2 separate regions of the Homo sapiens genome follow, and region 2 is linked to region 1. The links are chromatin contacts, found by Hi-C or POLR2A ChIA-PET in ENCODE. All regions are on one chromosome and are shown on one strand. Each heading gives the region's core, a stretch centred on a gene start or an enhancer-like site at or near the end of the contact. The rest is flanking DNA. Distances are from core to core; before and after follow the strand shown.

Region 1 (2,970 bases), core at 322-2,821:
TCGACCCAGCAATCTCATTACTGGGTCTATACTCAAAGGAATATATATCGTTCTATCAAAAAGACAGATGCACCCGTATGTTCACTGCAGCACTATTCACAATAGCAAAGACATAGAATCAACCCAGGTACGCATCAACAGTGGATTAGATAAAGAAAATGTGGTATATATACACCATGGAATACTATGCAGCCATAAAAAAGAACAAAATCATGTCCAGGAAGAGGGGAGAACAGCAACATGGATACAGCTGGAAACCATTATCCTAAGTGAACTAAGGCAGAAACAGAAAACCAAATACTGCACGTTCTTATAAGTGGGAGCTAAACATTGGATACACATGGACACAAAGATGGGAACAATAGACTCTGGGGAATACAAGAGTCGGGAGGCAGTTGGGGGAAAGGGTTGAAAAACTACCTATTGTGTATTGTGTACTTTGCTCACTACCTGGGTGACAGATTCATTTGTACTCCAAACCTCAGCCTCACGCAATATAGATGGGGTTTCACCATCTTGGCCAGCTGGCCAGGCTGGTCTCGAACTCCTGACCTCAGGCGATCCCCTGGCCTCGGCTTCCCAAAGTGTTGGGATTACAGGCGTGGGCCACTGCACCTGGCCTCAGTTTTTGTTTTTGTTTTTTTGTTTGTTTGTTTTTTGAGATGGAGTCTCGCTCTGTCCCCCAGGCTGGAGTGCAGTGGTGCAATCTCGGCTCACTGCAAGCTCCGCTTCCCGGGTTCATGCCATTCTCCTGCCTCAGCCTCCCGAGTAGCTGGGACTACAGGCGCCCGCCACCACGCCCGGCTAATTTTTGTATTTTTAGTAGAGACGGGGTTTCACAGTGTTAGCCAGGATGGTCTCCATCTCCTGACTTTGTGGTCAGCCCGCCTCGGCCTCCCAAAGTGCTGGGATTACAGGTGTGAGCCATCACGCCCAGCCTGGTCTGTCTCAGTTTTAAAACGGAAAGTCCTGCATCCCAAGAAAACCTCTAGTCCAGGCAAACCTAGGTGGGTCGCTCTAGGATGGAATTAGGATTTCCAGTGGTCTTGGACAGAAGGGCGACCTCTCCCTTGAGTTACGAAGGAAGGCGGAGAGATGAAGGGCAGGATTAAATAAACAAGTATGCGGGCTTTGGAGCCAGGGCAAAGCTCTGCCTTTTAGCTGTGTGATCTTGAAATTATTTAACCACTCAGATTCAGTTTCCTGTAATTTGGGGATAATTAAACAAGAATGAGCCGTGTGAAAGTGCCTATCCAACTGTAGTAGGCTCGCAGCAAGAGTTTAAATCGTTTTTATTCATCTCCGGTCCTAACTTTTGCCGCTGCTCTGTGTTCCACTCTTCTATCATCTTTAATTTCTCTGCTTGACTTGTTCCTGCTTTGTTCTCTCTGGTCCCTCTCCGGTCGCTCCTGCCACTCACGTTGAGTACCATCCACCACTAGAGGGCGGAATAGAACAAACCAAGATGGGTGCCCCTCCAGCTCTCTATGGCGTCTGCTCGCCGAGCCCCGCAAAAGAGGCGGGGATTCCATCATGTGACCGGGGTGCTGGGCGCCGGCGCAGGCGCGGTTGCTGCGTAGTCGTCGCCGGGCTCCGTTGCCCGCGCTGTTTTACCTTCCCAACGCTTGAGGCGGACGCTGGGGGGTCCTGCGCCTTTCCCTCCTGCCGCTGGGGACTGCAGGCTAAGGCCATGTCCCGAAAGCAGGCGGCGAAGAGCCGGCCGGGCAGCGGCAGCCGGAAAGCCGAGGCCGAGCGCAAGCGGGACGAGCGGGCGGCGCGCCGGGCCCTGGCCAAGGAGCGGCGGAATCGGCCGGAGTCTGGCGGCGGCGGCGGCTGCGAGGAGGAGTTCGTCAGCTTCGCCAACCAGCTGCAGGCCCTGGGGCTGAAGCTGCGGGAGGTGCCGGGGGACGGGTGAGGCGGGCCGGGAGCGAGGGAGGCGGCGCCGGGGGACGCGCCGGGCTCGGCCTGGCGACCGTTGCCCGCTCGCGTCCATCCATCCATTCATTCGGGCGGCCCGGGCGCCTCCCGCGAGCCAGCCACGCTCCGAGTGCAGGGCGTCCAGCTGCGAGTGAGGCGGACAAGCCCCTCGCCCCGAGACGCTCGCGGGGATCCCAAAGGGTCCTAATCATGGCAGACGCCGCGAGCGAAATAGAAAGTGGGTGCTGAGACCGTATATGGGAGCAGGGCCACTGGATTGTGGCCAGGAAGGGCTCTCTCAAAGGTGACATTTAAGCTGAGTTCTGAAGGAATGAGATGGAGCCAGGCATTGGAAAAACAGTTATCATGACGATAAGACCAGTTGAAGGAGTTTGAGTAAGCCCCACTTGGTAGAACGCTTTGCCTCCTTTGAGTCCTTGGTTTTTGGGTGGTGCCCCCATTTACATTTGTGAAATTAGGTCGCCTGTTTACTGAGCTGAAGGCAGCTTCTCTAATTCTTCCTTCCATGGGCCTCAGTTTCTCTGTAAGCAAAGGTGCTTCCCCAAGCTTTCTTGGGACTTAGACTGGATCCAGGTCCAGCTTTCTTTAGGGAACGCGGAGGGGGAGAGTGGGGAGGAGGAAGAAAATTAGCTTCAAGAAAGGGGATATGGCTCCAGGAACATGGATGGAAGAAGGAAAAGGGTCAGGAAGAGGGGAGAACAGTTAGGATCCCCATTGCAGGGGCAGGTAAAAAGGGGTCTGGTTGTCAGCTGTGTCACTTTGGAAGAGAGAGTGTTAATAACAGCCTGGCTTTTGTTTTTTTCCTCCCCGTATTTGAGTGCTCAGATCCTGCAGAGGGAAGACTAAAATGAAATTAAAGACCATAAGGAATTGCCTTAGTTCATTATTATTGTTATTTTGTAGAGACGGTGATTTTGCTGTGTTGCCCAGGCTGGTCTCGAACTCCTGGCTTCAAGCGATCCTCCTGCCTCGGCCTCCCAAAGTGCCTAGATTACAGGCATGAGCTACCACCCCCGGCCAGGAATTGCCTTA
Region 2 (2,920 bases), core at 156-2,655, 2.6 Mb after region 1:
GACCCTGAATGTAACGGTGACATGAGTATAATAGTGAAAGTGACTAACTGGGCACAAGGGTATGAGGACAACAGTGTACCCTGAAGGGGCCTGTTAAATACTGGCTTGACTGTGTGGCAGCAAAAGTGGCTGCATGACAATGACAGTGAAAACAACAGAAAGGGCAACAGCTGGGCAAACAAAGTGCTATTTTGAACAGAACCGTTTGAAGTTTATGGTCAATGACGGTAGCTGCATGTCAGACAGTGACAGTAAATATGATCGACCGGGAGACAGCAACAATGCAAGTGACAGTTCTGCCCAGTAGATTGAATTTGTGATGTAAAACGGTGATGGGGTGAGTCAGTCAGCCAGAGACAGCTCTCAGAACGACTGAATATTGACATTGCAGATGGAAAAGGTATAACCACAGAGGAAGCTGGACATTGCACTAAGATGGCTGGATTTGGGCACGTAACTGTCAGGGACAGAAAAAGTGGCTGCATGTCAGTGACAGGGTGACTGTGTTCAGTGGGCCAGCGCGGAGGTGACTCAGTTTGTTACTGCTGGATCTGATTTAAATGTTTGTGTAAGGAAGGGTGGCAAGGGGACGCTTCAACAGGGAACGCATAGTGTGTGAGAAGGAAAATGAGCAAAAGAAAAGCTAGGACTAAATCCCAAAGCCCCTAAATCCCAAAATTGGGAGGTGCGAGAGGCAGGATCAGGATGCCTCCAGGATGCCTTCAGCCCACTGCGCCCCACCAGCGCCAAGCCTGTCCCACAAAGAGTGCGGGCTGGGGACGCGGCTCAGGTCGCCTCTCCGCCTCGCACGTGAATGTGTTGTTTTGGAAAAACGAAGCCTTTTGTGTTCACTTCCTTGCCCTCCTTTGAAACAAAATCCTAATCCTAGAGCTGCCGGAGCGAGACTGCGGAGCTCCATTAGAACTTTCCTTAGGGCCGGGCATGGTGGGAGGCCGAGGCAGGTGGATCATCTGGGCTCAGGAGTTCGGGACCAGCCTGGCCAACATGGTGACATCCTGTCTCTACTAAAAATAGAAGAGAAAAAAAAAATTAGCAGGGCGTGGTGGCGCGCGCCTGTAATCCCAGCTACTCGGGAGGCTGAGGCAGGAGAATCGCTTGAACCTGGAAGGCGGAGGCTGCAGTGGGGCGAGATCGCGCCGCTACACTCCAGCCTGGGAAACAAGAGCGAATCTCCCATCTCAAAAAAAAAAAAAAGAAAAAAACTTTACTTAGGAAGTGTGGGGAGGGAAGGAGGGAGTGGCCAAGGTCAGAGGTCAGAGAAGAGCCTAGCAACCAGCCGGCCCCCGCCGTCCTAGCATAGGTGGAGAGCGAGCGCGTGACGCAGGCCCCGCCCCCAGCACGTGACCGCGGCGCGTGGGGCAGGTCGGGCCGCCCCCTCCCCTCTGATACCCATTGCGCGCCGGCCTCAAGATGGCCGCCTTCTGGCGTCTCCGGCGCTGTTGAATGGCGAAAGCTTTATTGTTCCCTTCGGGCAGGAGTGTTCGTGTCCTCTATGGCGCTGTCAATAAAGAACGGCAGTTTGAATCGGTGCTGAACAGGTAACCATAGAAACGGGGCTGGGACTCCGCGTGGAGACCCTTCCTGCAGCGGGGGCCCGGGTGCGCCCTAAATGAGGGGTGTATACAGACCCTTCCGCGTGGCGAACTCCGCGGGACTCGGCCGAATCACGGCCGCCTCACCTACACCCCGGACGTGCCCCCTCCAGGGGCGGTCCGCACCCCTGGCGCCGGCTCTGCTGTAGACTGCGGAGGGGAGAGACCGCGGGGACCCACTCAGGGCGCCAGGCCCGACCTGACACCGCCTGGGGCTCGCTGTCGCCCCGCACCTCCCTCTCGGCCCGTCCGGAGGCCTCTTGTCGCTGTCTCACTCCCCCTCCCTTCAGGTCCCTTCGCCGGGCGTCAGCGGACTATGGCCTTGGGCCTAATCCATGCCCCCCTTCTCTCTTCCCCTCTCGGTCTTTGTTTACAGTTGCAAATGGTTAGGGGGAAGAATATTTCATGTAATTTGCGAAAGTTCTATGAAATCAAGTCCATAAATGAAGTTTTATTGGAACACGGCCCTGTTCATTGTTGATGTATTGTCTATGGCTGCTTTCCTGCCAAGAGGGCAGAGCTGAGTAGTTGCGCAGCCGTTGCTTGGCTTTGATCGGCTGGCTCACAAAGCCAGAAATATTTCTGTCTGGTCCCTTACAGCAAAAGTTTACTGACCCCTGCCCTAAACACAAGGAGATTGGATCAGTGTTGTCATTCAGCTATTCCTCTCGTCGGTTCTTCTGGAGTGGGAAAAGAGTTAAAACTGCGCGATGCACCGAGAGCACTTTAGTTGACAGAACACTCTGGCTTCCCTTCTGGTCTTACTGACTATTCAGAGTTTCTCCTGCTTTGAATAGCGTTGGTACCATGCAGCCAGTGCTGCAATGAACCAGGTGCTTTATTTATATTCATACAAGTGTTGTTCTACTTTATGACGACGCTTTATAAGTAAGTATGGTATTTCCATTTTACAAACGAGGAAGAAATTTGTTCTGAGTGGTTAATATATGTATAGGTGTACTAGGTTATAGGGCTGCCAAATTGAGCCTGTCCCTGGGAGCCCCCTGCCTGATGGCACCGGTCAAACTGCTTTGGATTTTATTCTTTCAAGTCTTTTCTACCTGGAATTGTTTGTTCTTCCCTGGAATTGTACCCAGATCTTTGTATGGTTAATGGAGATTTAATTACAATCTCAGTGAAATTTTTTTCTACTTAGCTAAATCATCAAACTTCTGCCCCTCCTTTCTAATATAAACACTTTTCTTCTATGTCAGTAGTCCCCAAACTTAGCTATTCATTAGTGGTTTAACAAATGGTTTCAGAACACCCCATGCATGTACGCATGCATTCATTAATCATTTAGTGTT

Evidence for each region. Hi-C counts contacts between places; a loop is a spot of excess contacts on that map. ChIA-PET counts read pairs that join two places held with the same protein, here RNA polymerase II (POLR2A). Pooled maps may share reads with other maps.
Region 2: a loop to region 1 is called in a map of CD8-positive, alpha-beta T cell, with 14 times the contacts of the local background. The contact joins the promoter of ZBTB40 here to the promoter of OTUD3 in region 1. A Hi-C loop is called at or near these places in 1 of 168 maps with a recorded cell type or tissue (CD8-positive, alpha-beta T cell) and 7 of 50 pooled maps. POLR2A ChIA-PET finds 5 or more read pairs at or near these places in 1 of 52 experiments (T-cell).

Annotation. Positions count from the first base shown.
Region 1 is chr1:19,880,824-19,883,793 of GRCh38, forward strand. It overlaps OTUD3 (OTU deubiquitinase 3), which reads left to right and starts at 1,572. Exons shown (of 8, transcript NM_015207.2): 1 at 1,572-1,911. The coding sequence starts at 1,691. All of the region lies in intron 1 of LOC105376823 (a long non-coding RNA gene), which reads right to left. RefSeq lists an enhancer at 1,356-1,405 and a silencer at 1,776-2,115.
Region 2 is chr1:22,450,446-22,453,365 of GRCh38, forward strand. It overlaps ZBTB40 (zinc finger and BTB domain containing 40), which reads left to right and starts at 1,406. Exons shown (of 18, transcript NM_014870.4): 1 at 1,406-1,559. RefSeq lists silencers at 651-945, 1,260-1,459, 1,800-1,889 and enhancers at 1,335-1,896, 1,610-1,689.